3 separate regions of the Homo sapiens genome follow, and all the other regions are linked to region 3. Evidence: chromatin loops called from intact Hi-C (ENCODE). Cell type or tissue: A673. All regions are shown on one strand. Links, peaks and the distances in the headings refer to the core of each region. The heading gives the core; the rest is flanking DNA. Region 1 has its middle 29 kb from the start of API5. Region 2 has its middle 270 kb from the start of LINC02740. Region 3 has its middle 39 kb from the start of LRRC4C.

Region 1 (10,953 bases), core at 1,124-9,123, 1.8 Mb before region 3:
TGCACCAAGAGCCTATCAGTGATGCTGTGCTGTTACTAAGAAATAAAGTCTTGTTATGTTAGGTTGTGTTATGTTGCAGTAACAAACATCTCCTAAATCTGGGTCGCTCAAAACAAGATTTATGTCTTGCCCATTCAAAGTCTCTTGTGGGATTGGATGACATTTCAGAGCAGACTTCCTGCATGTGATGGCTCAGGGTTGCACTCTGTGTGTGCTGTCAAAACCACTGCCGTGGGGTAAGAGTGAGGTGGAGGGTTGGGCACTGGCAATTCAATACTTCCACCTGGAAGTGACAGGTTACTTCCTCTCATATTTCACTGGCCAGAGAAAGCTACACAGCTACTTCTAACTTCAAGTGGCAGGAAAGTACATGCCTTCCTTGTGCCCCAAAGGAGAGGGAAACAAGATATTGGCAAACAGTGTTAATGTCTGTTGAAAAATGATCTTGACTTCATTCCATTGACACACAACGAGGTGCTAACAGAACCAGGATGAGAATCTAGAACTCTGGCTCTGTAATCTTGGAGCCTTCCCACTGGAGGTGGTGGTGATCAGGAAAACTAGACACCTATCAAGAGCTTGAGGTCTGAAGCAAGACTAAAGTCAACACTCTCCAGACTACACCTCAAGTTAGCAAGTGCAGAAACTTCCACTTCATTTGCACAAGTGTGATTTTATTTCAAAACCAGGCATAATTATTTTGGGCTCCTTTATTTGGGGGGACATTTCATCTGCGTTGAATTGAATATTCTTAGAGTGCATTAAAATATACTATGTAAAACCAAAGCTCATTAAGTCTTCACTGCAAGAGAATCAACACAACAACCTAAGCTCTTGTGAAAACTATTATCACCAAAGGACTTTTAGACAAATAGTTGAGTAAATGCAATCAATCAGATTAGGCCTGGCATGTGGTTGGGGTTCAGTAGATATCTGCTGAATGAGTGAAAGAATGAACCCTATTTTCCACGTCTATTACACTTACTTATTCAACCAAAAAATACTAAATGCCAATGTGTTATATGGTTACCTTGATGGCTCCCAAGGAATCACACCTGCCAGTCTATGCACCCTGTGTAATGACCCTCCACATTAACCCTGGGCTTGCTCAGGTGACTTGCTTTGGTCGATGGAACATCAACAAGCATGAAGCAATTAGAAACTTGATAAGCATTTGTGTACTGGGGTTTGTCCTCTTGTAAAGCTGCACGGGGAAACGCAGATGAAAGCCCACTGGGAGAGAGAGGCTCAGCTGCCCCAGCTTCCTTCGCAAAGCCCACCCCCTGGCTCACCCTACAGTTGAATTCAGTTGCCTGAGAGCCCAGGAGAAACCAGCAGCAGGACAGCCCAGCCAAACCAAAGAATTGTGAGCTATAACAAATCGTTGTTGTAGGCTGGAGGTCAGTAAACTTTTTCCATGAATGGCCAGACAGTAAATATTTTGGGCTTCAATTTTTGTTGCAACTGAAATGGGAGAGTTCCCTGATGCCCCTCTCAGGATGTGTGACAGGGGTGTGACTCACCTGTTTGGTTGCCCTGCAGCTCAAACCCCTAAGGGAAGCATGCAGATGGGCAGGTGCAGAGGCCAGGGCTAGTGCTTTGGGCTCTCGGCCCCCTGGTAGTGTCTAGGGGGTGGGTGCCTGCAACCCAACCCCATGTTATAAAGCTCTTTTAGCTTTGCCATCTGCAGACAGCTTTGTGTATTAATCAGCTCAATGGACCCTCTCTGCCTTACTGCAAGGGCAGAGGGCCAGTGTGACAGCCTTTTGTATCCCGAGCTCTTGCCCAGTGTCCTGAAAGAATCGGATCACATGTGGGCTTGAAGCATGAGTGCAAGGCTTTTTTGAGTGGTGGAGGTGGCTCTCAGTGAGTTAGATGGGGAGCCAGAAGATGGGGAGGCAGGGTAGATAATCTTCCCCTGGAGTTCAGCCACCCAGTGGCCGGACTATTCTCCGACTTCCCTGGCCAAACTCCCCTCAGCGTCCAGACATCCTCTTCTCTCTTCCTCTGCCGTGTGGCTCTACCGTTGCTGCTCTGCTGGTCTCTGCTGCTCCTCTCAACATTCAACCGCTGTGTGTGCCCGCTAAGGTCTCAGGTTTATATGGGCGCAGGATGGGGGTGTGGTGGGTCAGGGTGGTCTTGGAAAATGCAACATTCAGGTGAGAAAACAGGAGTGCCTGTTCTCACTTAGGTCCCTGGGCACAGGCCGAGGGTGGATCCCTCACCAGGGACCTCGCCCTTCTCTACCCATCACTTTCCTGCCCTCCTGCTGTATCGCAACTACTGAACTCTGCCATTATTTTGCCATTATAGCATGAATACAGCCATAGATGATACATAAATAAGTTGGCATGGCTGCTTTGTTTTCAAAAATAGTGGCGAGCTGAATTTGGTCCACAGGCTGTAGTTATTGACCCTGCTTTAGGCCTCCAAGTTTTGGGAAAGTTTATTTTGCTGCAATAGATAATGGAAATAACCTGCCATATTCTTCTAATTATTCAAGGTATCCTCATTTCTCAGAACATTCCACAGCTACGACTTCATCCATGATGACTCCCTGGTGTGAAACGCCCTCGTTTCTTAGGCCTGGCCCCAGGAAAATTGGAAAGTCAGCAGTCTGTGTTTTTAGCCTCCCTGTTGAAAGATTCTAGGAGAACCAAAAAGAAGTGGTTAAGTGCTTCTTTCACTAGGAGGAGAAGGTGCCAGTTATTAAGTTCCAAATGAGTGATGGGGACTTTTTCCTGCCCCAGAACCCTACGGCTCCATGAAGTCTGAACAGGATGACTTAAAACTGCATAAGAGGCAGTTGAAGGGAAGTCTCTTAGCCTGATCATCTTGTTATATCATTAGAAAAATTCAATTGTCCCAGTAAAATGATGGCTTCTGACCTATCAATTCACATGTTGCCCAGAAGTCTCAGATTTCCTGGAATTTCTACTAGAATTCCTAGAACTCTAAGTAATAGTCTTTAAAAATCAGAATTATTGTATAATGAAGGGTTAATCACCAAGGAAATAGAGTCCCACCTTCTTGTTACTTCAAACTGGCCACATATCTGGTGGATAAGAGTGCCGATTCCCGAGTCCAGCTGCCTAGAAGAAAATCCTGTCTCTCATCCATTTAATGACTACATGACCTTGGGCAAATAATTTAATACTCTAAGTCCAAGTTTTTCATGTATAAAGTGGTGATAGTAATTGTATTTATCTTTAGGATTTTTGTGACAATGGAATTATATAATTTTCATGGATTTATCACCGTGCCTGGCTCATACTAAGTACTCAATACATTGTGGCTATTACAATTATTAACTCGCTGTCAGTCAATTCAATAGTTTCCCAATTCCTTAGATTTTATCATTTTAATCATTTCCTGAAGTGTTCTCACCTCTATAACTCATTGATTTGTGTGAAAAATGTTGGGAATAAGTAGCACAGTAGTAATTAATCTCAACTTAAGAAGGAGGAAAGTGAAGTTGAGGTGTTAGGTATTATTCTATTCCCCCAGTTGTCTTTATTCTTGCTCAATGAAGCTGGCAGGAGACAAGCATTATTGTTCCATATCCTTGGTTTACAGGGGGGAAGAAAGAGGCAGGGACTTAGGAGGGGGCAATGAAGAACTAACATTTAACTGTTTCAGGGCAATTCCTTCAGAGGCAAACCCTGAGAAGATCTGAATGAAGGAAGTTGATTTGAGAGTGTTCTCTGGACCAACATCTGTTGGGAGGTAAAGGAAGCAGGAATGGGCAGAGGGAGAAGCTGGGTGTCATTTAGTTGAAACAAAGGCCTCAGTCATCCCTTTGCAGCCCTGAGGCTGGAAAGACCCTGTGGAGTTGACCCAAATGAGGCAATCAAATTGGGCCTTTAAACCCACCAACTGATGAGTCTTTGGTTGTGGGCCACAACTGGTAAGGACAAGGCTACTGTCTTCAGTTGGGAACAATACCCAGAGGGGGACTTAGCTGACAACACTCTGCTGAAGGTTTTAGGGGGATCTGGGTGACCTCCCACAGCATTAACAACATACAGCTTCTACTAAGTGCCACGAATTGTGGTAAGAACTTTCACACACATCATTTCATTCACACCTCACATTTCACAACAAAATTGTGAAATAGCCAATGAAGAGAGCTATAATATTTTCAGTGCCTTGTGTATGTCAGATGGTTTCAACCCTTAGTTCATATAATTTTCCTAACAACTTGTCAAAGTTGGAATTATTTGCTGCCTTTTATGTGGTAAAGATAAACTTAGGCACGTTAAAATTTTAACAGCTTTATTTAAACAAACATTGATGCGTGAATTAGGCAGCACCAAACTGCAAGTGGCTCAGGACTCCACTGAAGGGACCCAAGGGGAAAACTTTTGTTCTGCATATGCAGAAGCAAGGCAAAGAAAATATTGGATTGAAAGGGAACAGTAGTTTTAAGATCCCTAGTTAGAGGTCAGTTGTTGGTTTCTGATTGGCAAAGCCCCTAGTTAGGAGTTACTTGTCAGTTTCTGATTGGTAAAGCTTAAGTTTTGTTTTCCTAGGATCTGACCCATTCAGGCTGAGTTGGGCTTTGGTTTGCTTACATAAAAACTCAGAGTGCTAGGGTGAAACCTCGTCTCTACTAAAAATACAAAAAATTAGCCGGGTGTGGTTGCGGGCGCCTTTAGTCCCAGCTACTCGGGAGGCTGAGGCAGGAGAATGGCGGGAACCCGGGAGGCGGAGCTTGCAGTGAGCCGAGATCACGCCACTGCACTCCAGCCTGGGCGACAGAGCGAGACTCTGTCTCAAAAAACAAAGAAACAACACTCAGAGTGCTAGAGTTGCCTTAGTGTCATTGCTTCCCAATTAATTATTCTAACAGATAGAAGAGAAATTGGCAGTTCAGAAAAGCCAAGTTGTCACTCAGGATCCGAACTCAGCTCTGTCTGACATCAAAGGTAGTACTCTTCCCACTGGGCAGTACAGACTCATGTTCTAGATGAGGAACTTGAGGTTTAGGGAGGTTAAATGACTTACCCGAAAATCAGAGCTGGCGGAGAGCCGAGTTGGGGCTTGAACTCAGGTCTGTTATGTGATGCTGTTTCCCAGGCACCATGCTGCTTTGCAGGATTGAGAAAGTTGTGCCCTGGGAAAGATGAAAAAGACCATGATACGGTGGGAAAACAAAAGGCAGCTAAGATGCAGCTTAATTTCTCTGAACTCTGTTAACTGTCCCTAACACTACGAGGGCATCAGGACACTTCCTGACAGCTGCAGTGTATCAGCTTTGTGCATTTCACTAGGGATGGCCGAGAAGGATTTCAAAATCTGCCTCTCAGTTTAGCCTCCCCCACTCCCCCGCACCGCCCCCGGCCTCTTCTACTCCTGTATCAGCCTCTATAGACTAGACACAACTTTGAGTTGGGGGCTAGAAAATCTTACTTGGGAAGATTAAGTAAAAAATTAAGTCAGGTTCCTTTGGCTGTGCTATTTGCTGCGCGTGGGGGCCACTAGATGGCGCTCACCGCCTATTCCTGAAACTCCAGTTTGTCAGTGGGGGCTTGGTTGCCTCGCTCCCTCCCTCTGCGCTGTAATAACAGTATTAATAGCTAATAGTTATTAAGAAGTTACTATGCGCCTAGTAAATTACTATGCTAAGCGCTTTACATAAATTATCTCATCTAATCCTTACCATAACCCTTGAAAATAGGCAGTTATCCTTAATTTACAAATGAGGGTAAGTAACTTGCCTGAGGTAACAAAGCTGATAGTCTCTGAGTCAAGCCTGGTTTCAACCTGGTCCTCTGACGTTAGAGCTTTGACCTCCACATTCGATCGTCTCTCCAGTCCTTATGTAACAGATGACGATGAGTGCTTGCTCTGTGCCGGATGCCACCTTACAGCTATAAGTAGTGGGATCCAGGCTGTGAATCTCAAACTTAACTACATTCTGTTTCTGTCTCTCTCTGAGTTACCTTCTGAAGGTGACAAAAAACGAGACTATTGGACCACTCAGACTCATTGGGGCCCTAGGCTGATTCTGGAGCCACCCTAAGATTCTCCCCTTGAGCACCTTCTGCTTCACGGAAGAGAGCTCTCCATAAGCTTACCCTGCTGCGAGTCAGCCCAGACTTTGAGTCAAATTCAGGTTAGAATCTCAGCTCCATTCTTTACTGGATCAGTGTAATTTTGGCTAAACTTCTCTCCAAAGTAACTGCTTTCAGCTCTGCTCCCTTGGCTGTAAAAACACAGAGTCACAGTCCTCAATCTTGCAGTGTTGCTGTGGGTCCACAGTCCAGGTTGAGAAGGGGCATTTGAGAAATGCGGGTCCCCTTACCCTCCCTCTCTGAGTTAGTTCCATGGTGTGAGGCAGCCCAGGAGGGGCGTTGGGCATGACTTTTCCAAAGTGGGTCAGAGATCCTTTAAGATTGATGACATCCTTTCTGGAGATGCTGAGAGAAGCAGTTACTTTATTTGTGTATCTGCTCAGTATCTCTTTCCCTCTCTAGACTGGTGCCCTCCCATAGGACTTTCTGCATTTATGGAAATGTTCTATAGCTGCATTGTCCAACATAGTAGTCAGGTCACACGTAGCATTTGAGTACCTGAAATGTGGCTAGTGAAACTGAAGAACTAAATTTAACCTTTATTCAATTTTTAAATCTTTTAAATTTAAAATTAAATTTGTAGCTAGTGGCTACTTTATTGGACAGCAAAATGCTAGACAGCTCAGTGTTCACTATCGTATCCCCAGAGCCTGGCACAGCATCTGCCCTTAGTTAGTGCTGGATACATATGTTTTAAATAAATGAATGCAAATTATCCACATGAGTCTTCCTAAACTACAAAAGTAGGCATTTGCATGTAGGAAGGCTTGGGGTCTGAGATAGCCAGAGGTTTAGTGAGTACTGTATTCAGGAAAGAACGAGAGGAGGAAACTATCAAACGTGTAGGTATCACCTAAGAGAGGGAATCTGAAACAGACCACGGACTATGCCGGGTATAAAGTACTAAGTTAAGGAACATTTGCCACCTCCCTATTTTGTTGTTATTTCATTTTTCCTGCAGTGATTAGGAATCAAATCCTTAAAGCAAGAAGGGAACTGTGGGCTCGATGGCAAAGTCCCGAAGAAGGGGAGGAGCTGGAGAGACTGTATCACTGCACAGTGAACTCTGACGGGGAGAGAACCCAAGGGATAGAGCAGGAGGCAGGAAGATGGCAGGGATCTTGGGCTTGTGTGGGAGGGAAGGGAATAGAGATATTGCTCTGGGATTTAACAGTCTGGAGGCTCAGTTAGGTCACCTGGTGTAAACTCAGTTACCTTTATAGTTCCTACTTTGAAGTTAAAATTGGAGAACTGAGAATACTGGCTCTTTCCATTTTCCTGCCTGTGGAGTCTCTCTGGCCTTAGCCTCAAGCAATTTCCCTTTCTCTCTTACTCTCTTCTCTCCTTCCTATGAGCCTAGTGTAAATTAATAATAATAATAATCAACATTTATCAAGCACATACAGAGACTCAGAGTCTAAATGGGTTGTATCTTTTTTTTTTTCTTGAAACGCAGTCTCACTCTGTTGCCCAGGCTGGAGTGCAGTGGTGTGATCTTGGCTCACTGCAACCTCTGCCTCCCAGGTTCAGGCGATCCTCCAACCTCAGCCTCCTAAGTAGCTAGGATTACGGGCATGTGCCACTACGCCTGGCTAATTTTTTTTTGTATTTTTAGTAGAGATGTGGTTTCACCATGTTGGCTAGGCTGGTCTCGAACTGCTAAACTCAAGTGATCTGCCCACCTGGTTCTCCCAAAGTGCTAGGATTACAGGTGTGAGCCACTGCGCTTGGCCTGGACTGTATCATTTAACCCTTCTACCGAGCTCTGAGGTAGCTGATTTAGGCAACATTTATCAATTGCTTATTATTACCAAGCACTGCTCTAACTCTTTAAATTTTCACAACCACCCCATTTTCCATGGGTAGGTGCCATTGTCATCATCATCAACATCCTTCAATTTACAAAGGAGTGCTCTGTGACCTGGAGGGGCTGAGTAACTTACCCAAGACTACACAGCCAGTGAGAAGCAAAGCGAAGATTTGAAACCTGGGCAACTGGGCTCCGGAGAAGAACCCTACTGCCAGGTTCTGGGAGTTACTTTATAGGTATCAACTCTTCTAATCTTGATAATAACCCTATAAGGTGGAGATAATTATTATTATACCCATTTCATGGGTGGCGAAGCTGAGGTTTAACGAGGTTAGGTAACTTGTCCAAAATAATACAGCTAATTAGATCTGTGGCCAAGATTTGAACCTAGGCAGTTGGACTTTTGAGGTTACTCTTTAAACCCTTGGGGTGGATGTTCTGGGTTGAATAATATCCTCTCCCAATTTATGTCCTTCCTAGAACCTCAGAATATGAACTTTTTTGGAACTAGAGTTATTGCAGATGTAACCGGCTAAATTGGGATTATACTGGAGTAGGGCGGGCCTTTAATCCAACATGACTGGTACCCTTATAAGAAGAGAAGAGACACCCAGACAGACGGGGAAGATGTCCATGTGGAGATGGTGGCAGACATTGGAGGGAAGTATCTATAAGCCAAGGAATGCCAAAAACTGGCTGCAAACACCAGGAGTTAGGACAAGACGAGGAAGGATCCTTCCTAGAGCCTGCAGAGAGAGCCTGGCCCTGCCGACCTGCTTTCAGACTTCCAGCCTGCAGAACTGGGAAAAGTCTCTGTTGTTTTAAGCTACCCAGTTTGCAGTAATTTGTGGCAGCAGCCCAAAAAAACTCAGACAGTACGATATACATTTTAAGACGGAGATGGAAGTGACAATTTTTTTTTCCTTTTTTTTTTTTTTGTTGAGACGGAGTTTCACTCTTGTCACCTATGCTGGAGTGCAATGGTGCAATCTTGGCTCAATGCAGCCTCTGCTTCCCGGGTTCAAGCAATTCTCCTGCCTCAGCCTCCTGAGTAGCTGGAATTACAGGCACACATCCCCATGCCTGCATAATTTTGTTTTTTGGTATTTTTAGTAGAGATGGGGTTTCATCATGTTGTCCAGGCTGGTCTTGAACTCCTGACCTCAGATGATTTGCCCACCTCGGCTTCCCAAAGTACTGGGTTTACAGGTGTGAACCACTGCGCCTGGCCAGAATTGACAATTCCTTCACTTGCTGGTCAGCATGAAGTAGCATAGACTTTGGAGTCGCTCTGAAAACTCAGGTTGAGGCTATGTTTTAGGGATGATGAGGGAACGTGCAAGGGAATAGAAGAGGGAGCTCCACTCCCCACTTGAGGGATTGACCCAGTCCCACACAACCAGATGGCGGAGGGCTGATTGGGTCTGTGCCTCCCCTTAGGATTATGGTTTAGGCTTTGGAGGCAAATATTAATAGACCCAGGTTTACATTCAGGCTCCTTCCTACTACCTGGGTGAGCTTAAACAAATTCCTTTAATTCCTAAGCCTCAGTTTCTTCCTCTGAAAAAGGGGTGATAATAATAGTTTTTCATTTGAGAATGGTTGCCAGGTTTAAATGAGGCAATACAAATAATGCCCCTAGATACACACATGAAGCTCTCAATGAATTATAACTGTTATTCTTCTCCCAGGAAGTGGCAAAGCGACTGAAGGAAGGAATGGCATCAGGCCTGGATGGTTTATGCTCCAGGGCTGAACTCCATAAGGTTGAATGTACGACCTGCAGGGTCCTGCGCAATTCTATGATCTCCCCCCATCTCTGGTGCTTCTCATAGAGCTGGACTCCATGAAATCTTTTACTATAGCCTTTTCTTTCCTAATCCGGTAGGTGGCAATAAGCCTCCGTCATTTTTCTTTATGAAGCTTTTACTCTTCAGCCCTGCTATTGGCTGTGTTGTGGGACGAGGCCATTGGGAGTGATTGAAGCAATTCAGACCAAGGGGACTCTTTTGGGAAGCATTCAGCACCCCTCAGGGCACAAACAGGGCATCAACCTCACCCCAGAGGGACTTCCCAAGAGCTCTTCTGACGATGTTTATCCCCGGGGCGGCCAGCTCAGACACAAAATTTATACTTACAATAAAAGGCCTCTGATTTTGTTCCCAGAGCAAGGATACATCATCTTGCTAAATCCCAGAAGGAGCACAGCCCTACTGGCTAAGAGGTGAACCCCATCTCCCTGGTAAATCTCATGGTGTTTTCGGAGGCAGCTACATGCCCCTGTAAATTCTGAGCCTACAGCATGGACATCATCTGGGACTTCTTAGAAATGTAAAATGTCAGGCTCCACCCCAGAGCTGTTGAATCAGATGGTGCATTTCAATGATCTCCCTGGGTGAATTGTGTAGCCAGGAAAGTTTGAGAAGTCCTGGCCTCCAGGATCTCAGAGGGAAATATTTCTTCTCACCAGCCTATATAATTAGTTCTCTTTAGTCCAGTGGAGAATAAATAATAAGCTAACATTGTCAACATGTGTCATATTTACAAAGGACACTATTACTGTATGCCTAAAGGAGATATATAAATAATATCTATCTATACACACACATATAGTCTTTTTTTTTGTTTTTGAGACAGGGTCTTGTCCTGTCGTACAGGCTGGAGTGTGGTGCTGCAATCTCTGCTCATTGCAACCTCTGCCTCTCGGGCTCAAGCAATCATCCTGCCTCAGCCTCCTGAGTAGCTGGGACTACAGGAACATGTCACCGTATCTGGCTAATTTTTGTATTTTTAGTAGAGATGGGGTTTCATCATGTTGGCCAGGCTGGTCTCGAATTCCTAGCCTCATGTGATCCACCCGCCTCGACCTCCCAAAGTGCTGGGATTACAGGTGTGAGCCACTGCACCCAGCCTACACATATAGTTTTGATGATTTACCTTTCCAATACCCCCTTAGCTCAATCCCATTTAAAGATGAGAAAACTAGACTTAGAAGTACGCAAGTATCCAAGAGGAGAGCTGAGATGTAAGCACAGGTTTTTGGAGTCCACAGTGACTGTATTTCAA
Region 2 (10,953 bases), core at 1,468-9,467, 1.0 Mb before region 3:
TCCACGATGACATGGTATGACCAATTTGGAACTATAAGTACTGTTCCCTTCTTCATACTTTCTTTATTTGAAGTGTGATCTGGCTAAGAAAACTGATGTTTTTATTTGTTTGTTTGTTTTCCCTGGAGTGAGTGAGGTAAGCAAAACATGATTGGGCAAAAAGGAATGACTTCACCAGACTCTCCTTCTCACTCTCCTGAAAAGAGATGAAAGATGAAGTCCAAATTAGGATAATCCACTCTGATACTTTCTGAGAAATGGAGGTCACCCTTTAGTTGGCCACACCAGTTCTGCTCTGACCACATTAGTGGTCTTTGCAAAGTCACATTTATTTTCAGAATGAATGCTTTCATTTATGTATGGTCACCCAGCTTCAGCATTTCAGAATATCCTTGAAATAAGGTCAGGGAAACAAACGCTCAGGCTTTTCATTTTGAATTATTTAGAACGAGGAGGATGACTTCTGTCTGAAGCCCATGATTTGGCTGAGACAAGCCAAAAGCAAATTATGTTTTCCAGGGTAGTAATCACCCGATCTGATAGGGGCTACTGACGTATTTTTCTGGTACTTGACCTGTGCTAGGGGCCTTACTCACTTAAGTTTATGTAATCCTCACCACCATCCAATGAAAAATGCAGTATTGTCTTTCTTTTATCAGATAATAAAAATGATTCAGAGGTGTCAGTGAATGGTCAATGATCACAAGTCAGTACATGGGGAGTTGGATTTACATCTGAATTTACTGGATTCCTAAAATTGTGTTTGTTCTGCTGCACTCTTAGGGCAAAAGGGAGAGGATCTGGCTTGCATTCATCCATTCCAAGATTAATGCCTCTCCTCTGTGTGTCTCAGGGAGTGCAAGTTTCAGAGTCTTTAAGAGAAATGGCAAAAGGCTGGTAGGCTGCTGAGGGGAATATTGGGGCTGTTTAATTACATTTTCTCTAGTCTAGAGGCATTTTTGGAAAGAGTCTAGATGAAATAAATAAACCAGCAATTTCTTCTCAGTGGTCAAATACACAATATGAGGATCCTGGAATCTAACAGCAACTTGAGAGAATTAAAACTTGGATTTTGATTACAAGGATAGGCTTTGGGGCTCAGACTTTAGATCCATTGCTGAATAAGCATTTTACTTGCTGAGTATTTTTCTGGGCAGGTTACTGCATGTTTCTGGGGCTCAGATTCTTGGTCTGTAAAATAAATACAAAATTACTTTCTTTTTAGTTTTTTTTTTTGATGATTTAATGTGATAAGTAATGCAGGTGCTTGGCACATAATAGGTTGTTTGTAAATGGCAACTATTAATCGCTTCGAGTTAGAACATTTGGGATCTGTTTCTGGTTCTTCTATTATCTCACTTTTAAACCTTTGCTTAGTTACTTAATATTTATGGGTACAAGCTAATGCAAAACCAATGCAGCAACAACAAAAAGCCCAAAGACAAAACAATAAAATTTTAAAAACTCATAAAATAGGGGGTTTGAATTATTTCTCAACATTTTTCCTACCAAGGATTCCTTCTTTTAGTCTCCCTCGATTACTTGAACTGCAATTTATTAATACCTAATTTGTTTTCTTATTTTCTTGTTTTCTTATTTTTAATTAATCAAAGATGTGTATATATATAATAATAATAAGTATTAGGCCTACAATAGAAAGACAAAGCAGTAGTAAATCTGGTTAATGAGTCCTTGTTTTCATTAACAAAAGAGGCCTTGTTTATGTAAATATTCAATTTCAAATAGCTATTTTTTGAATATATAAAATAGTTCAAGGATCCTCACTGATGATTTCTTGGAACCTTGGAGATTTGAGAACTCCAGGTTTGGCACCACAGTGCTGGACCTTGTCTAAGGGCCTTCAGGTGTATTAGGTCTTCAAAACCTTTGGCCTGTCCTTAAATTTCAAGATTGTTTTCCCCTAATTTTCTCCTTTTTCTGTCCTAATTTCTGCAAAACCTATTCACCATTGCTAGAATTCATGTACTCGGACTTTTACTCCCTTTTTGATAATAGCCACTTTTAGGGCCAGGGCATCACTCTGGACCCTTGCTAGTCAAAGTGAGCCAAGTGATACAAATGCACCAACGGCATTTGTATCACTTGGCTGCTTGTTAGAAATGCTGAATTCCAGCCCCCACTTTGGGCTTTCTGAACCCGAATCTGTAATTTAGCAAAATCCCTAAGAGGTTTGTATAGTCATTAAATTTGAGAGGCACTGGAGTAGAATGCAGATTAGAACTCAGTATGGAGCAATTTCCTAGTAAATTCGAATTCCTGATCTGTTACCTGGAACAAGCTATTCAACTGTTGTGAGCTTCAGTAAAAGAAAGGCAAAGAGCTTGCTTGTCTTACCTAGTGGTTTTGTTGTTAGTCGCAGGAAAATAATCAATAATAAAATATCTCATAATGTTGTCAGCTGATCTATGACCCCAAAGTGCATATCATTGCATCACTCTTCGATTTTTTTTTTAAGAATCAGAATGAATTGTAAAGTTAAATAAGTCCTCTTGCAATTCAGGAAACTCCTATAAGTCAAGTCACCACTCCTCTGCAATTCCCCTAGGAATTGTGAAACGCCCCCCTTCTCTGCTCTGTCCATACTGAGTTAGAGTTATCTGTTAGTCCCTCTGCATCCCCCTGAGATTTAGGAGTTCCTTGAAAGCATTGTCATGTAGACCGTATTAGACCCACCTCTGCTTTCTCCCTTACTTCTCTGTGCTTCTCCACCTCCTCCCAGTGCCTAGAACAGAGTGGGCTCTCCATATATGCTTGTTGAGTGAATAAATAGATGTAAGATATAATAATACTTGACAGCATCTCTCTGAAAAAAAAAATGCAGCCAGGGCAGTGGGTACCTCTACCACCTGTTTAATAGGGTTGTTAAGAGAATCAAATGAGCTTGGACACACAGTATCCCTATGTGAGCTGTAAAACACTGGATAAAATGAGAGAGCATTATTAGGCATATGCGGTCTGGCAGGGTCTTACAGATGGCAGTCACCTGTCATTATGAAAACTGTCTTTAAGCCAAAGCCAAAACAGTAGTGATTTCAGAGGCTCTTGGGGCAGTGAATTGTAAGCTTTTATCTCTGCTCCCTCCTGAGACCAAGTTTTCATTTATCATGTGTATTTGCTCCAGGGTAGTGTATCTGCTGTTGTTCTTTTGTTGTCTAGAGTAGTGGGGCCACCTTGTTGAGCTGGCATGCATACCCTGCTTCCGGGAGCTGTGGGCAGCCTTCTGGGGTATTGCATTTGGTTGGCAAGGGCTCTCGTCCTGTCCTGTGCCATGTGCTTGCAGCGTTTTCATGCTGTGTTGCCTCATTAGGGAGACTCACTCAGACTGTTTTGCTAAAAAACAATAAGGTCTGCACTGGGATAGAACACAGTTGAATAGACATTTATCTTTTCACAGGGCAAATCAATGAGTAATTTTCTGGTTTGAATGCTATATTTAACACCCCGTCTGGGGAAATGCTGTCAACCATGTCCTATTCCAAGGTGGCTTTATTAAAAGACTGTAAAAAAATCGTATTTAATATTCCTGGAATATACTTTTTTTCTTTGCTTAAACGTTTCCAGGGAGTAGTTGTTCCTCGTATCCTGGTCCTGATGCATAACCTTCTTAGGAATGGGCTATGTGTTGACAATGTGCACTCATGTGGGGTAGTATTCTTTGAATGCCAGTGAGGTAGAAAGGCAGACAGGCTCTTTACTATATCAAATTCAAAACCCAAGCTCTCTCCTCTACTGCATGTTAAAGGCAAGGGTGTAAAAACACTTCAATCTGTCAATTATTGGACTCCTGCCCATAGCAAAGCAGAGAAATGAATCAGGTGAGGGGCTAAGTCCATTAATGACCAGCCTCGTACTGTCATCAAGAGTAGAATAGTCCAGTTGACTTGAATTTCATTCAGCAACTGAGCCACTTACAATTTGTGACCTAAGAGACCTCCAGCTTCAATGTATTTCTTTGTTTTCAATCTATATTCAGGCATCCCAAAACTGTTTTCTTTCATCCAATCTCGTCAATGTACAGATGAAAAAAAAGAAGTCTCAGAGAGATCAAGCGACCTGTTCAAAGTCACACAGCTCACATTAGCAGAGCTGAGATGATATCCTCTACTGGTGAACTGAACCCATTGTCCTCATAGAGGAATGGTAGGGTTCATGGAGACTGGGAGGGCAGTTAGTTATGTTCACTGGGAGAACAAAAGGTTGAGGCTACTTTGTGGCTGTAGGACCTTGAGAGATCTGCTTAGATATTCTTTAAGGCCTCTCCTCTGAATTAGTCTCATCTATGCAATGGGGATACCAGCACATACACAGGTTTTTGTGTGTATTAAATGAGATCATATTTGTAAACTCCTAGGGCACTGCAGAAACATTGAAGTATAGACACTCCCAACAGACCCTTCCATTTCTGACATATTAGAGTTTTGAGTTGTACAAATACTGGGTTCTCATTCTTCATGTATCAGAAAGCAACTTGGAAAATGTGCTTGAAAAATATAACCATATGACATTAAAACAGTTTTCCTTATATTGAGTTTAGAAATATTTTATCACTGATTTTAGAAAAAACTGCTCTTAGAAACCCTTAAAGACCGTTTTCAAAGAAAGGTCTAATGCAGTGCAGCAGACTTCTCTGACTGGGTAGACTTCTAAGCTTGGGTAAGCTGTTGTTTTTGTTTTGTTTTGTTTTCTCTAGGGACAAATGGGTCATTCATGAAATCTCATGGGAATCCATTATTCGTGATATTCTTACGTTGGCACTAGCTTAACATCATGCAGGATAACAAGCTGTAGGTCCAAACACCAAGGAAGGTAGCCCTGTGCCACGAAAACCAATGTTGTCCTACTTCCCTGGCTAGTGCAAAACCTCTGGGGTTACCTTGATCTCATTTCAGGGCAGTTTCCCGAGCTCAGCAACTCCCTCAAAGCAGTTCTTACAGTTAGCTGTAGATGGCGATGTTGCACCAAGAACCTTCATAGTGGCTGTGGCAGGCAGAAGAGCGTCCAGCTGTGGCCTGCTGAGGCTCAATTCTGCAAACCCTATTTTAAGTTCCTGTGGTTGGTCATAACCCAGCAGTTCCCCTCCTGGGTCCCCTGCCTACCAATCATTCTCCCCAGCTACAAGCCAAGAAGGAGACTTCTGTCTCCCCTACCTCCTCCCTACTTTCCTTTACAGTGGGCTGTGATTAATGGCAGCACTAGTGAACAATTGAGAGGGAGAAGGTACTTGACTAATGCAAGAGCAGAGAGATTAAATGCAAACGGGTGCTGAACCTCTTTAGCGAGACCATCCTTGCAAATTTGTTTTCCCTTTCTTCTATAGGGGCCCCCTCCTTAGTGTGGAGACAGGCACAGTGACTTTATTAATCAAGGTACTTTGCAGGGGCTGATGAATTTTAACAGCAAATTGTCACTTACAATCCTTTGCTGTCTCATGTATCCCTGAGCACTGGTTATTTCATCGTCACCGATTAATCAAGACAGCCACAAAGCCACCCTGGAGTTTATTAGCAGAAAACATATTGTCTCTTCCTCAGAAACAACCTTTTTCTGTTACATCAAATGTGAAAACTACCTTTGCTTTAGTTTTTGATTGAGAGCCACACACAAGACATAGTTACCCTTTTATATTTTTCAAGATGATCATTAATAAGATTTTCCCAAATCTTATTATACTTCCTTGCTATAAGGACTCCTGAGGATTGACAGAAACAGACTTGAGACAAGATACTTTTTAACCTATAGTGGTTCTCAAACCTAACTGCATGTTAGAATTATTTACAGAGCTTTTTAAAAACACGCTCCTGGGCTGCATTAAATGCAAATGATTACAGAATTTCTGGGGCTCTTGCCTGGGTATGGATAAAGTTTTCTCATGCAATTTGCAGCCTGGATTGGCAGCTGGTACAAAACAATCTTGCTCACCTGAAGATGGTATGCTCATGTACAAAACGAGGGACTTTTATCTGTATGGGGTTTTTGTGGTACTTCAATGATGTCCGTCTCTCTCTTTACTGACTTTCTGCAAGACAGAACAACTTTGGTAGCCAGATATTTGCATATTGCATTTCTTCTATTCTTGCATTCATTCACTCACTCATTTATTCATTTCAATAAACATTTATTTGCCATTTTCCTCTGAGCCCGATTAAATCTCTGCCATCACAATTGTTAATATTCAGCAAATACTTACAGAAACTACATTTCATTACAGTTACGATAAAGGCTATGAAGGAGAAACACAGGGTACCATGAGAGCATTTGATGAAGACTGAATCTTGCCTGTGAGTCAGAAAAGCCTCCCGTAGGAAATGGCATTTACAGGGAGACCTGAGAGTTGATAGGAATCGGCCTGATGAGAGGAATGGTGGGAAGAGGGAGTCAGAGAAAGAATAAACTGTGCAAATGGCCGGTAGGAAGATGGCTTATTATAGGTATCAGAAGGAGGCCTAGGGGGAGAATAATAGAGTTTGAGGGTGTAGGGGTGGAAAGAGTGTAGTACCTGTTTTCTTCATCCTATGGGTCATGGCTGGTATTCCTATAACAAAAGACAAGTTAACAAGAGAAAAGTAGAACATATTTAATTAATCCAGATTGTACAGCCATGTAGAAATATGATTGGACAAAAAGGGAATGATCTAATAATAATAGACTGAGTGGGGAAACCTAGCAAGGCCTATCTGTTTGAAACATTCTTGGTCTTGTTGTGACATTTCTTCCGCCCAGTTATGGGGCAGGATCCCTTCTGGAATGATGGTTTTATAATCTACTTTCAGACAAGGTAACTCAAAACATTTCTTTAAAACTGGGTCTTATACAGAAAAGCAGGGGAAGATTAGAGCAATATTTCTAGGTTTTATGGCTGGTTTTGGGGGAGAAGGATTCTGGTTTCTAAGACCCACTTTGGGGAAGAGGGATTCTAGTTTCTAGGGCTTGCCTTAGAAATGGAAGGAAAGCAGCAGAAAAGAAGGGCAGGAGGTGAGAAAGACACTTTGCTTCTGATGACCTTCTAATGTTTTTCAGTTCAAATTTCTCAGTGTACCAAGGTGCCATACTTTGGGGTGTTATTTCCTGAGCCTCAGCAAGTCTAAGGGGTAGGTAAGAATGGATTTCACAAGACCTTGTAGGTCATTTTTGGGACCTTATCTAGAAATTAAAGAAGCTTTTGCATAATCTTTTTTAAAAAGTTGAATGGTTAGACTAGTGCGTTAAAAAATATTTAGGAGAAAAAAATTCCTGAATGGCAAAGTAAAGACCTTCAAAAATCTACTCCTTTATAAAAGCAACAGTGGCAAGAATTATTGAAGTCAAACTTTTTCAGAACTCTGGAAATTAGCCAAAAGCTTGCAAAAATTTGAGGACTGTTTAAGAAAAATGGCTGGAGATTAGTGAGAACGGTGAGAATGTGGTGTTTCGACTTATTCTATTCCAATCTCCTAATCTCCGGGTCCCCAGCAGTGTGGAAAACTAGCAGGCTTATAACCATGGCAGCGAAAAAGTCCAGATGCCTAATAGTTACTACAGGGGTCAGAAAAGGTTGGATGTTTCTCAAGAAGACCTGTCCCCAGGGAATTGTCACTCTTTGACTCACCCAACAGTTCCCTAGAAAAGCTTCTTCTTACAAGGTTTGTCTTTGTTTGATCTGACTCAGAGATCATTCAGTGGGAAAAGTCCTTTTCCCAGGGCATTTGATGAGGATCATTGGCCAATTGTTTAACATTACAACTGTGTAGGGTGGGGATGCCAGTTGAGGCAAATAAGAGACTGACCAAAAACTTTAAAGGAAAATCTTGGAATTGAGATGCTTCTACAAGGCATTGGAAAGCTCTGACATATTCCTGGAATTTAGAAGGCATGTGCATGTACAGGACTGTATACATAACTCCTGGTAGCTGTGAGGCCTCTGGATTAAAACAACAGCAAAAACAACAGCAGCAAAAACCTGAGAAGACCTTAATCTTTCACCTCTTGCTGAACTTGAGGGTCTCTGCAAGCAGGAAGTAAACATTCAGTGTTGACTTTGTGCTCTACCACACACACACAGCCCCATAGCAAATGATGGGGGACTTACCGATTCAAGATATTTAAGAACATCTCTGTTCAGTCATTAGCTAACCACTGAGCTAACCAAGCAGAGACTCCAGTCAGGGATAAAACATAACAAAGTATATAGAGTTTGCAGAACTGGATAAACAAATTCCTTAAACAAACAGTAGTAGTAGCAGCAGCAACAATAACAACAACAACAATAGCAACAATAAACAGCAATAATAAAAAACCATGGTTTGGGGGAGTAGGTCTGATTTTCCAGACTTGCCTCAAATATTATTCAAAATAACCAGTTTTAAAAAACAAATTTAATAGATATGTGAAGAAACAGGAAAGTGTGGCCTATTCACACAGAAATAAAAAGCAGACAATAGAAATTGTCCCTGAAGAAATTCAGATGTTTTACTTACGATAGTGAATTTAAATTATCTATTATAAATATGTTAAAGGATAAAACAATCTGAACATATAAAGGAAAGTGTAAGAAATGCTTCTCTAACTAAAGAATATCCATAGATAGAAACAATAAAAAGAGCCAAATAGAATTTCTGGAGCGAAAAGTATAATCATTGAAGAGAAAAAAAAAAATCACTAGAGGGGTTAAACAGCACATTTGAGCTGTTTAAAGAATCAGTGAACTGGAAGATATGACAATTGAGATTATGCATTCTGAAGATCAGAGAGAAAACAGAATGGAGGAAAACAAAGTGCCCCAGAGCTGTGTGAGACGAGACACCATCATTCATACCAACATATATACATATATACACACACACATATATATGTATATATATGTACACACACACACACACTCACACACACAGTAGTTCATACTTATCCACAGAGATACATTCTAAGACTCCAAGTGGAGGCTTGAAATCACAGATAGTACCAAAATCCTATTTAAACTATGCTATTTTTTTAATTTTATTATTATTATACTTTAAGTTTTAGGGTACATGTGCATAACGTGCAGGTTTGTTACATATGTATACATGTGCCATGTTGGTGTGCTGCACCCACTAACTCGTCATTTAGCACTAGGTATATCTTCTAATGCTAACCCTCCCACCTCCCCCCACCCCACAACAGTCCCCTTTGTGTGATGTTCCTCTTCCTGTGTCCATGTATTCTCATTGTTCAATTCCCACCTGTGAGTGAGAACATGCTGTGTTTGGATTTTTTGTCCTTGCGATAGTTTACTGAGAATGACGGTTTCCAGCTTCATCCATGTCCCTACAAAGGACATGAATTCATCATTTTTTAAGGCTGCATAGTATTCCATGGGGTATATGTGCCACATTTTCTTAATCCAGTCTACCATTGTTGAATATTTGGGTTGGTTTCAAGTCTTTGCTAGTGTGAATAGTGCCGCAATAAACATATGTGTGCATGTGTCTTTATAACAGCATGATTTATAATCCTTTGGGTATATACCCAGTAATGGGATGGCTGGGTCAAATGGTATTTCTAGTTCTAGATCCCTGAGGAATCGCCACACTGACTTCCACAACTAGTCAATGGTTGAACTAGTTTACAGTCCCACCAACAGTGTAAAAGTATTCCTATTTCTCCACATCCTTTCCAGCACCTGTTGTTTCCTGACTTTTTAATGATCATCATTCTAACTGGTGTGAGATGGTATCTCATTGTGGTTTTGATTTGCATTACTCTGATGGCCAGTGATGATGAGCATTTTATCATGTGTCTTTGGCTGCATAAATGTCTTCTTTTGAGAAGTGTCTGTTCATATCCTTCGCCCACTTTCTGATGGGGTTGTTTTTTTCTTGTAAATTTGTTTGAGTTCATTGTAGATTCTGGATATTAGCCCTTTGTCAGATGAGTAGGTTGCAAAAATTTTCTCCAATTATGTAGGTTACCTGTTCACTCTGATGGTAGTTTCTTTTGCTGTGCAGAAGCTCTTTAGTTTAATGAGATCCCATTTGTCAATTTTGGCTTTTGTTGCCATTGCTTTTGGTGTTTTAGGCATGAAGTCCTTGCCCATGCCTATGTCCTGAATGGTATTGCCTAGGTTTTCTTATAGGGTTTTTATGGTTTTAAGTCTAACATGTAAGTCTTTAATCCATCTTGAATTAATTTTTGTATAAGGTGTAAGGAAGGGATCCAGTTTCAGCTTTCTACATATGGCTAGCTAATTTTCCCAGCACTATTTATTAAATAGGGAATCCTTTCCCCATTGCTTGTTTTTGTCAGGTTTGTTAAAGATGACATAGTTGCAGATGTGCGGCATTATTTCTGAGGGCTCTGTTCTGTTCCATTGGTCTATATCTCTGTTTTGGTACCAGTACCATGCTGTTTTCGTTACTGTAGCCTTGTAGTATAGTTTGAAGTCAGGTAGCGTGATGCCTCCAGCTTTGTTCTTTTGGCTTGGGATTGACTTGGCAATGCAGGCTCTTTTTTGGTTCCATATGAACTTTAAAGTAGTTTTTTCCAATTCTGTGAAGAAAGTCATTGGTAGCTTGATGGGGATGGCATTGAATCTATAAATTACCTTGGTCAGTATGGCCATTTTCACGGTATTGATTCTTCCTACCCATGAGCATGGAATGTTCTTCCATTTGTTTGTATCCTCTTTTATTTCCTTGAGCAGTGGTTTGTAGTTCTCCTTGAAGAGGTCCTTCACATCCCTTGCAAGTTGGATTCCTAGGTATTTTATTCTCTTTGAAGCAATTGTGAATGGGAGTTCACTCATGATTTGGCTCTTTGTCTGTTTTTGGTGTATAAGGATGCTTGTGATTTTTGCACATTGATTTTGTAACCTGAGACTTTGCTGAAGTTGCTTATCAGCTTAAGGAGATTTTGGGCAGAGATGATGGGGTTTTCTAGATATACAATCATGTCATCTGCAAACAGGGACAATTTGACTTC
Region 3 (10,953 bases), core at 1,667-9,666:
CTACTCTTCTCTAATGGGACTGTGACCCACAGTTTGAAGAACACAACTTTAGAATTGTGTTCTTCACAAGCTCTTTTGAGCTTCCCCAAGCTCAATTGTGTACGTGTGTGGGTAAGGGGGTTGGGGGATGGTGGGGGAGATGGATGGAAATTCGCATATCTCATTTAAACCAGAGCAGGAGCAGGGTGTGCACTTTGTCTCTCTCTCATATTCCATTCTTCCTAAGAATCTATGTATAAAGAGAGTTTTTCTTGGGTAAAAGATAAGTACATCAATAAATAAATTTCTTTAACAATTGCAAGCTGTCTATTATAGACTTGGCCCTGAAGGAGATAAAAAAAAAGATAAGTAAAACACTATCTCTTCCCTCAAGTTGCTTACCGTGCAATTGATGAGCTATGACTAATTCACATGAAGCAAATAGTAGGTAATGAAGTACTAGGGTGATATGACGAAATACCAGAATATCTCAGGCCTAGGAGTTAGAAGATTGGCATCTGATTAAAAATGTTAATGAACTTTCACTCTGTGCCAGGCTTTGTTCTAGGAATTGGGACTATATTGCTGAATAAGATGCAGTTTCTACCTTCAGTGAGCTGAAAATCCAGAGGAAAAAAGAAAAATCAGAGGCTTTTACACTCAGATGTAATCAATACTACATATTAACAAAAATACATGGGAACACAACAGAAGAACCCTAAGCCAGTCAAAAGAGTGAATAGGAGCTGACTTCTTAACTTTGGAAATATAAACTCATGCTAAGAGCATAGGAGATACCTAGGCAGAAAGAGCAAAATGCCAGGTAATGACAGGTAATGCCAGGCTCAGGAGAAAGAGGTCTGGCTTGTTGGGGAACTGCCTGTAGCTCAGGGAGGCTGAAGGACAGGGGATAGAAGAGTGGTTGTGAGGAAGACGTTAACAGAATATGCAATGCATATGGCCTTAAGTGTCATGTTAAATAATATTGACTATATGTTGAGTATTTTGGGGGAGTCATTCAAGTGTTTCTACCAGTCAGAGGTTCAAGATTAGATATGTACTTAAGGAAAACCATTTGAACTCATGGGTGGACACCAGAAAGAAAAGTGGGTTACAGGGAGTTAAAAAGAAAAAATGGGTTACAGGGAGTTAAGATAGAACTGTTCTACAGTATTCAAGCAAGAGGAGACTAAGACATACACCAGGCCATGGGCACTGTGAACAGAGCTGGCAAGCAGTGCAATAAAACTATGATTAATGGGAAAAATTAACTAATGGTAGGAATAAGTTTGGTTAGTCATTTAACCAGGTTTCTTTGTGCTCAAAATGAAAATATTAGAAAATATAATTTCAAAGTGTTTTCTCCCTGATTCAAATCTCTAAAACCATAAATTTTTCTAATAAATCCTTTACACTGGTTAAGGAGATGAGTCGGTAGTGATGATCAGGACAGTATTGTTGGTTGTTTGTTTCTGAAAAATATTGGCTTATATTTTAAATTTTTATTAAGATGGGTGTGAAACCCGAAAAACTACCATACTCAAAATGTATTAAACTTATTAATTTATTAAATACATTTCGATATGTCACTTTATATACAAATATAAATAGGACTGTTATAGTAAGTAGTCAGGCATGAGCAGGGCAGGAGAGAGCTCCCCGCAACCCCCCACCAGGAAAGTCAGGCGGCTATCAAGTGATGGTCAGGCAGTTGTCAAACTGTCTCTCTAAAATAATAATTGGTTGCAGCTGGTGCCAGGGAAAGGCAGTCTCCCAACAGATGGAAACACCTGAAACTGGCAATCAGCAGCTTCCCGATAAGACCTCAGGAACTGGGTGAGCGGGCTCACGCATGCACACTGAGAGGCAAAATGGTGGAGTTCAACAGGTATGTCACCTCCTAGGGACGTTTGACCGGAAAGGGAAGAACGCCTAAAGCGAGCATGCGGACAACTCCAGTAACACATTGCACATGGTCACCTCCCATGTGCCAGCAGGCCACTATGCATGCAGACAGCCACCCCAACGCAAGAATCAAGGCAGAAGGAATGTCAAGACCCCAGAAGTAAGCCAACGTGTAAGATCCCAAGTCAAAAGGTCCAAATGCACACTTCTCTTTCAAGTCGCCTACTTGGCCCTTTTCCAAGTGTACTTGCCTCTTTTTTTGTTCCTGCTTTAAAGCTTTTCATTAAACTTTCACTCCTGTTCTAAAACTTGCCTTAGTCTCTCCTTCTGCCCCTCAGCCAAATTCTTTCTTCTGAGGAGGCAAGAATTGAGGTTGCCTCAGCACTGTATGGATTCCTCGCTGGTAAAATACTTTGGGGCCGGTTCTTAGATATGTTCTGCCGCTAACAGGAAAGAGAAAATACTTCTCCCCACTTCCCAGTTCCTTTCCCAGAGCTATCTGAGTTCAGCCTTCTCCTGAGTAGTCAGTGAAAACTAACTGGAGCTTGAGCCTTGCACCATTAAAGTCTGATTTTCTTTACTCTGATATTTTCCTCTAAAACATGTGTTGTGGTTGTTAGATAATTTGTAGCTTGCTGTAGATATTAACATTGCTTGTCTCTGGTAGCTGACTAATGTGCTTATTTTAGGTAGCTCATTCCTTTGATGGTAAGGATTATGTGCTGAGAGATATTGAGTGCCAATTTTGTAGCGAGATATTGCTTACCCTAATTCCTATGCCTGGGCATTTAATTTGGTACATTTACAGTTCTGCAAAATGACTTGGTTTTTCTTTTGTGGTGCAAGGGGAAATAGATTTATATAGAGTTTTGACTATTATTAAGGGTTATAGGAGCTATAATATAATAATAATAATAATCACTAGCATTCATCAAGTGCTTACTGTGTGCCAGGAGTTATTCTAAGTGTGTGTGTGCGTGCGTGTGTGTGTGATATTCTTGTATAGTTTTTTCTCGTATAATACTTTCAGTCACTCTGGAGGGTAAGTAGATTACAAGTCCCAGTTTAGAGATTAGAAAACCCAGGCTGGGAGTAGTGACTCACACCTGTAATCCTCCACTTTGGGAGGTTGAGGCAGGAGGATCATTTGAGGTCAGGAGTTTGAAACCAGCCTGGCCAACATGGTGAAACTGTGTCTCTACTAAAAATACAAAAAAATTAGCTGGCTATGGTGGAGGTTGCTTGTAATCCCAGCTACTTGGGAGGCTGAGGCAAGAGAATTTCTCGAACCCAGGAGGCAGAGGTTACAGTGAGCCGAGATCACGCCACTGCACTCTAGCCTGAGCAACAGAGAGAGACTCTGTCTCAAAAAAAAAAAAAAAAAAGGGAGAGAGATGAGAAAACCCAAACATTTGAGCTCACATTTCAATCTAAGTTGTTCTATTCTATGATTCCAAAGGACTGTTTTCTCTTTTGTGCTTCCCCTTCTCCTCTTCCTCTTCTTCTCCTCCTTCTCTTATTCATTTCTTCTCTTCCCACTCACCCCCATTCTCTCTCTCATCTCCTCATCTTCCCTTTCAGCCTTTCATTTTTTCCTCCACCCCACCTTCACTTCATAATTAAGATAAACAAAAACAATATGCAATGGCATAGAACAGTTACGGTAAAATAACTAAAAGACATAATTAAAAATGAAAGGAATTCAATAACCCATTTTATTGCTTTCGACTTTCCGTGTATATATTGTTGATGAGACCACACAAGTTCCTGTCTCTCTCTGTCTCTTCTTTTCTCTCTTATTCTCTCTCTCTACCTCTGTCTTTGTCTTTGGGAGTATCCTCATTGCCTTATATTGCCATCACCCAACACATCATTGTATAATGCCTGTCACCCTCTTCCATCCTCACCACTCCAACTAAAATCCTGCCATCTGATAAAATAGTTTGCCTGTAAATGTCAAGGGATTGGTCTTTCTTCAAATGCAAATATGCCAGACAAGAATGACATTAAAAGCTGAAAATTAATTTATCAGGTCCAGGCAGGCTGGCAGTTAACTGAACGTCATTCTAATACAAGGAAATGGGGAGCCAGCAGGAGGACACTCCACGCTGCTGCTAAGAATAGGAGCTGCAAGGGGGGAGCACAGCACTGCAGACGAGATAGAAAAAGGAGTGAAACCACAAACTTCACAGTTACTCATAGCAGGCTCTGTGTTCAGGGTTAACTTTAAATTGGGTTTGTCCTTGCTTTTAAATACAGTTCTTAAAATATTCATGCCAGACAGTAAAGACAAAAAGGATCAATTTGTTTCTAGGATTTAAGACTGAAGCCCTAAAAAGTAGGTCATTTTACCTGATAGCATTGCAAAGATCATATGATCATTATTCTGCAAGAAGTATTGCAATAGATAAGAATGTAGTCTTTGGAGTCCATATGCTTAAATTTAAAACCAAGTGCTGTGATTTACAGCTGTGTTAACACTGTCCGTGACTTAATGTCTCCTGACTTAAGTTTCTCCATCTGCAAAATGGGAGCAATAATAGAACCTCAACTGTGTAGATTTAAACAAAGAATAGTAATATAAAGTAGCAGATATAATGACTGAATACATGTTGATTCTTACTGTTTTTATTAAACAGTTGGGTTCAGAAAAAAAGAGTTGAGGTGAGTTGGCTGAAGTGGGTATAAAACACACTTGCCACATTGTGTAATGTGCCCCATTCTGATTCAGCCATGATCTCTTAAAACTAGCCATATCTAACATGTTTTCCTTTTTTTCTGAAATGGAATTTTGGATCTTAATTCAAAGAAACTTTTTTTAATGCAAATATGGTCCTATATGCAGCATCTTCTGCCCTCTTCTGGCTTCTGTAAGAAATTCAAGTGGATGTATAAACTAAATCATATATTGTTTTTATTTTATTTTTCAGTGGACATCACAGTTTACCGTTTTTCTAATTCCCAATGAGAAAGAAACAATTGTAATATTTTGTATGAGATGGGAATTGTCAGAAGTTTTTAAGATTTTCTTTAAACAATTTGCTTTTGAAATAGAGATTTCATTCTACTAGTTTATTCAATAGTCTTCTTCCAGTAACAACTCTTAATATTTTAAATACTAAGTAAATAATTAAACAGGGCCACATATTATTGCAGAGACTAAAATCTGAGGTTATTATAATTCCTGAGCTAATTAATTAGAAGTTTAAAATAGAACCGGCATGTGAGAACATTTGATTACAGAAAAAGCCTAGAGATAAAGGTCCTATTTATTTTAGAGATTGTATTGGATTTTTGCTCTTTTTCTCTAACCTTCAAAAAATAAATAAAAGCATAATTTTTCAAGATAAACAATTCAAAATAATGGCGCTCATTTTGGTTTTCAGATACAGTTGAATTGAGCATCAGTTTGCTAAGCTTTCAAAGAGACAATATTTGAAGTTATCTGCCAGAGATTCCATGGCATAGCAAAAGCATTCCTGTTAGAATGCAACAACAACAACAAAAAAACCCACAGAAGTTTGCGTTGGCAAATACAAAGGAGCCAGAAGACAGCTTGCTGGGACCTGGCAGGCTGCAGTCAGCAGAGATCAACTTGCTGGGGGAGGTCTTACACATCTCTGCGCTTCCTGCAGTTGGAAAGGATTAGCCAAATTGGAATGAAAGGGACTTTGGAGGGGAAGCCCAGTTGGCAGGAAGAAAAAAGAGGAACAAATAACTTAAGATGAAAGGAAAAAAGCATTTGTGATATCAGTTGCAGGTTTTCCATTTACATCTTAGATTGTGTAATGCAGATGTCTTCAGTGTTGAAGGGTCATAATTCAAATGATCATTTTCCGACTAATCCTGAGTTATTAATGTCTAGAATTTATATGGTTCCTAGATTACCCCACTCACAAAAGATTAAATGCTTTTACAGAAAGAAACCTGCTTAGTCATTAAAACACATTACTAGGCATAAGAATAAGGCTGTGCAAATAGCCTATGAGGTTTGGACAAGGGAGAATTATGGAGCATTTCCTTCACCAAATATTAAAATGTATTAAAAGGGCACAATGCTTAAAAGTTTTGTACTGATTCCAAAAGCTATAGGCAGAATAATAAAATCAGATATTAGGCTGATAAACAAATGCTAGCCTCTAATGAATATGATATAAATTCAGGAGGAAGAAGCACTATTTAATGACTGTGATTGGCATAATTATTTAAATATTTGGGAGGAAACATAGTAGTCTCCTTTTATCCTTGGGGATAGGTTCCAAGGTCCCCAGTGAAACCGCAGATAGCACTGAAATTGGTAGACACTGTTTTTTCTGATAACCTAGGTGGCTACTAAGTGACTAATGTAGCAGATACAATGTGGATACAGCTGAACAAAAGGATGATTCCCACCCCAGGAGGGATGGAGCAGGATGGTGCCAGGTTTCATCACACTACTCAGAAAGGTATGCAATTTAAAACTTATGAATTGTTTATTTCTGCCTGTTTTTTTCATTTATTGTTTTCACACCATGATTGGCCATGGGTAACTAAAACCATGAAAAGTGAAACTGCAGATAACCAGAGGCTGCTGAGTATATTTTAATTGACATCACTAACCAAAATACACTACGGGAAGATCACAGAGTTAAATGTATTTTAAAAATAAAATAATGAAAGGGCAGTTAAATGTATATTGCAATATGTGTATGATGGCATTTTTTTTTCTGCCTCTCAAGTGACATTTTTAATGAAAATTTATTGGCAAAGGAATATAGTTGTGTCATCCTAAGTTTTAGTTACAAAACACAGAAATCTTTCCAGGTATTGTATGTAGAAAGGAAATTCACTAAAGGTTATCTGCTCAGATAATCCCTAAAACAGTCAGATAATTATGATTTAACATCATGCAGAAAAATGCCCAATCCATACTTTATCATTAGTGCAGGCACAATCGCAACATTCCCAAGCACGAGACCAGAAGGTTCTTCCTTAGATTTTGAGAGTGGACCCTACCATGAAGCTAATACCACTGATATTCCTGAAAGCTCTATGCTTCTTGGCTAGGCTATACCAAGAAAAAGATTCCACATGAGGTTTCTTTCTTTATGTCATCCATTTCCAAATTGAACACTGAAGCAGCTGGCATATATTATTGATGAAGTCTGCATCACCTAGGCCATGTCCTAACTGTTAAAGAGGCTGGAAAATTGAGACTGCTTTTACCTTGAGATGGCAGGGCTCATGGTACAATAATTTTCTCAACTATAGTTAAGGCATATAAAAGACGATGTGTGACAATAAATATGACATGCATACTCTACATGCTCAGGTTATAAATAATGGATATAAAAGTTTCATACACCATATGAGCCCTAATTGTTCAAAGGAAATTATAAATGCATACAGATTTTCTTTTTTTTTAAACAAAAACTCTAAAGACTAAAACACAAAATGATAATATTAGATTTGGGAGAAGCTAGCAGGTAGAATTTATTTTTTTTTTACATTACATTTATAGCTCTGTGTTTTCTAAATTATCTGCCATATATATTAATATATAACTTTTTAAAAAAAGTAATAAATAGAGCTTGACACCCTCAAACTGATTCTATAGCCAGTGTAGTACAATATCTGACTTAGAATTGAAAGGTGTAATTGAAAATTTAAAATTCAAAATTTTCTCTTGTCATAAGAAAACTTGAGTATAAGCTACCACCTACAAGCCTACAAAGAGGCTCACACAGGTCATATATGTAGAAGATACTAAAACCAGGCCAGGAAACCATACTTACTGTGTTTTAAAACCAGTAAAGTTTCCTTCATCTCGAGTATTTGTATTTTATCGATGACAATTGGACAACATGACGCAGGCAGTTTTTGTTGTGTTTTGTTTTTGAGACAGGGTCTCATTCTATTGCCCAGGCTGGAGTGCACTAGCATGGTCATGGCTCACCCCAGCCTCATCCTCCAAGGCTCAGGTGATCCTCCTGCCTCAGCCTCCCATGTAGCTGAAACTATAGGCATGCAGCACCATGTCTGGCTAATTTTTTTTTTTTTTTTTTTTAAGAGATGAGGTTTTTGTCATGCTGCCCAGCCTGGTCTCAAACTCCTGGGTTCAAGCAATCCACCTGTCTCAGCCTTTCAAAGTGCCAGAATTACAGACATGAGCCACCACACCCAGCCTGGCAGTTTGTTTTATGCTTTATGGTTAATGGATGTATCATCCTTATTATACGATAATTTTCAAGTACTTTGTGATTTATCATAGGGAATTCCTATTATGTAGAGAAGGGAATGTGATACCATCCAGCCCAGTCACTTGTCTTGTCAGTAAGAACTACATTTGATTCTCTTTTTGATTTATTTTCCCAGTTGTGTGATGTGGACCCTCAACACTAATGCTCACATTGAAAGCCATTTGAGATATTTTTTACCAAAAGATTCATGAGCATGAGAACTGCTACCAATTGGTATGCTTACCTGTCTGGAATGATGGAGTTAATTTACTGTGAAAATTGCATAGGAAGACTGTCTCTTTTGAGTTCCAAAACATAGAAAAATTATCATATCTTGAAGAGAGAAATCCTTTCATAAAGGACAGTGTTTGGGGGAGTTCAGGAGAGATGAAAAAGATATAGTCACTCTCTTCCATGTAACAGAAAACTTCCTAGTGGCTGAGACCAGAGTAACTTCACTATTTCCAGGAAAAGCCCAATGTCTACATTGTAATATGGCCCTCAATAAAAGCTGGTTCAATGATGACATAGATGAAAGTTATCTTTAGATTTTACTTGTATAATAGTTGTGGCCTCTTATCTAATGCTTGCCATTTGCTAGGCATTATGTCATATCTTTACATATCTTACTTCTGTCTTGAATGCTCTGTGGAGAAAAACTTAGAGATTGATTAACAATTTACAGAGTGTCTTCCCGGTTCACAGTGATTTCCCATCTGGAAAGTTCATTCCTGCCTGATTTATAATTCCCCCAATATTTACTTTTGTGATAGTGAGCCTGTCCTCTGGTCACTGCAAGTTAGACCAGGATGGATATCTTACTAAACCTGGGACTTTGAGGGTTTCCTCTCCCATAAATTTGGAAATGAATGTAAGACTCAGAGACTGCTAGTAATTCTTTGGAAGTGATCGGAAGAGTCATATGCAAACCCCAGAACTCTGAATCTCTAGAAAAAGAAAGTGGATTATGAAGCAGGTGCAGAGAAAGAGGAAGAGATCACAGGTAGTCTTGACATTTATTCCTGGTATCTGTCTTTATATAAAACCTAGCTTCAAACCCCTGAATTCTAAGTCTATCCTCTCTTTGTTTAAACTAACTAGAATTGTTTTTTGAAAGTTAGAATCAAGAATCTTGGCTAACACAGGGTATGAGTAAAACATGTACATTCATATCTGCATCCATAGAAACATATTATCCCTTATCCACAAAACAAATTCAAAAGTGTATGTTAACATCCCCATGTTATAGGTGAGGAAACAACTCAGAGAGTGGGAGCAATTTTCTCAAAACAACCTACTTAGAGTTATTTAGAACTGTTATTTAATCTGAGGTTAGAATAGCTTCAAATCCGTGAGCTTCCTAGTCCGTATATCATGCCACATTAAGATTTACTCATTTTTTAGCATGAATTTATAGAGATCCTCCTAAGGACAGGCACTGCATTTCTATGGTTTTACCAGGGTTACTGAGTAGTTGTATACATTTACATGGTGCTGCATCCATAGGTGTCTACAAGTACTGCCAAAGATGGGAGACTCAGTTAAATGTTAAGAAAAAAATCTCTTGAGACTCATTATGTATAAACTATGCTGTCAGTAAACATAACATTAAGAAGAAACCAGCTTTCAAAAGACACAGGAGGTGTCAGAGGCTTTTCATATTGCAAATCTGGGATTAATATTAGTAAAATCTGCCAATAATAAGCACTTACCAAGCTACATGTGTAGTTTAACGGAAGCAGATGCCACCTGGTATGATTTGTCTCTGATCTTCAGATGGAATGTGGCTGGAGTTGTCTGTGGACTGCTATAAGCACCTCATTTTAGAGGTTTTCTTTTTGTTTTGTTTTGTTTTCATTTCATATGCTATACAATGAGATATGTTTGAGACCATACCCAGGCACACTTTTATACAGCATCTTGAAGAATATATGATGGGTCGATGGCCCAATAATGTCTCAAATTTCTTTTTAAACCCGGAAAGGTCATGTAATTTGTTCAAAGTCACTGAGCTACTTAGTTGCAGAGATGAGGTTTGCTAGCTAGAATATACAGCCAACAAAAATCATTTAAGATAATTTAGTTTATGTATTTTTTATTTCTTCAAATAACAACACACGTTAATTAGACTGATATCAGAACTCACTTTGCATTCTATCCCTACAATCTGTCTTTCCTTGAATTTATGAAATGTAGAATGGGAAAATTATAGGTTTTATAGTTAGCATCTATAGTGCGTGGGGTACAGCATAAAAGCTACTATATTAATTACGTACATTTTGGCTTATTATATAATTCTGCCCTTTTGCTTTAGAATTTGAAATTGCCTTAAATGTGGAGAATTAAAAAAATACATAATCACTTTCATTTTTAGATGTAATTATATTCTCAAAAACTAAATGAGTGGTATGTCATAGCACCTTCATTTATATAAGATTTATGCTTGCTATCTTTTGTAACATACAAAATGGGCAAATAAAATGTAAATAATATGGCAGATTACTCTGAAGATGAAAATTATTCAGGCTTGTGAATGCTCAGGAGAGTGCATGGGCATTATTTCAAATTATCTCAAAGATAATAACAGCTAACACTTATAGAATATTTATCCAGGCACTGTTGTGAGTGCTTCATATTCATCACCTCAGCCTTCACAATCACCTGTGAGGTATTTGTATCCTGTTTTACAGATGAGGAAAATTAGGCACAGAGATTATCACTCCATCTGGTCTCAGAATTTCTTAACCACTTTCTAAATTTTCTATTTTGTGAGACAGGGTCTCACTCGGCGGCTCAGGCTGGAGTGCAGTAGCGCAATCTCAGCTCACTGCAACCTCCACCTCCTGGGCTC

What was found. A loop is a pair of places that touch in the nucleus more often than their neighbours do. Peaks named below come from ENCODE experiments on the same cell type or tissue, not always from the same donor. Only the 100,000 strongest peaks of a DNase experiment are listed, where the experiment ranks them.
Region 1: it touches region 3 in a loop (11-fold over the local background); 4 of 110 quality-filtered maps call a loop at or near these places.
Region 2: a loop joins it to region 3, with 7 times the contacts of the local background. A loop is called at or near these places in 12 of 110 quality-filtered maps.

What each region holds. Positions count from the first base shown.
Region 1 is chr11:43,277,656-43,288,608 of GRCh38, reverse strand. No RefSeq gene overlaps it. Among named protein-coding and RNA genes, the nearest start is that of API5, 29 kb to the left of the region's middle. In A673, for the core only: a CTCF peak has its summit at 5,478 (motif pointing right); DNase peaks (open chromatin) are centred at 5,088 and 5,488.
Region 2 is chr11:42,518,834-42,529,786 of GRCh38, reverse strand. No RefSeq gene overlaps it. Among named protein-coding and RNA genes, the nearest start is that of LINC02740, 270 kb to the right of the region's middle. RefSeq lists an enhancer at 2,778-3,278. In A673, for the core only: CTCF peaks have their summits at 4,759 and 4,958; a DNase peak (open chromatin) is centred at 4,986.
Region 3 is chr11:41,492,714-41,503,666 of GRCh38, reverse strand. No RefSeq gene overlaps it. Among named protein-coding and RNA genes, the nearest start is that of LRRC4C, 39 kb to the right of the region's middle. RefSeq lists an enhancer at 5,195-5,758. In A673, for the core only: a CTCF peak has its summit at 4,758 (motif pointing left); DNase peaks (open chromatin) are centred at 4,736 and 5,596; H3K27ac peaks cover 316 bases.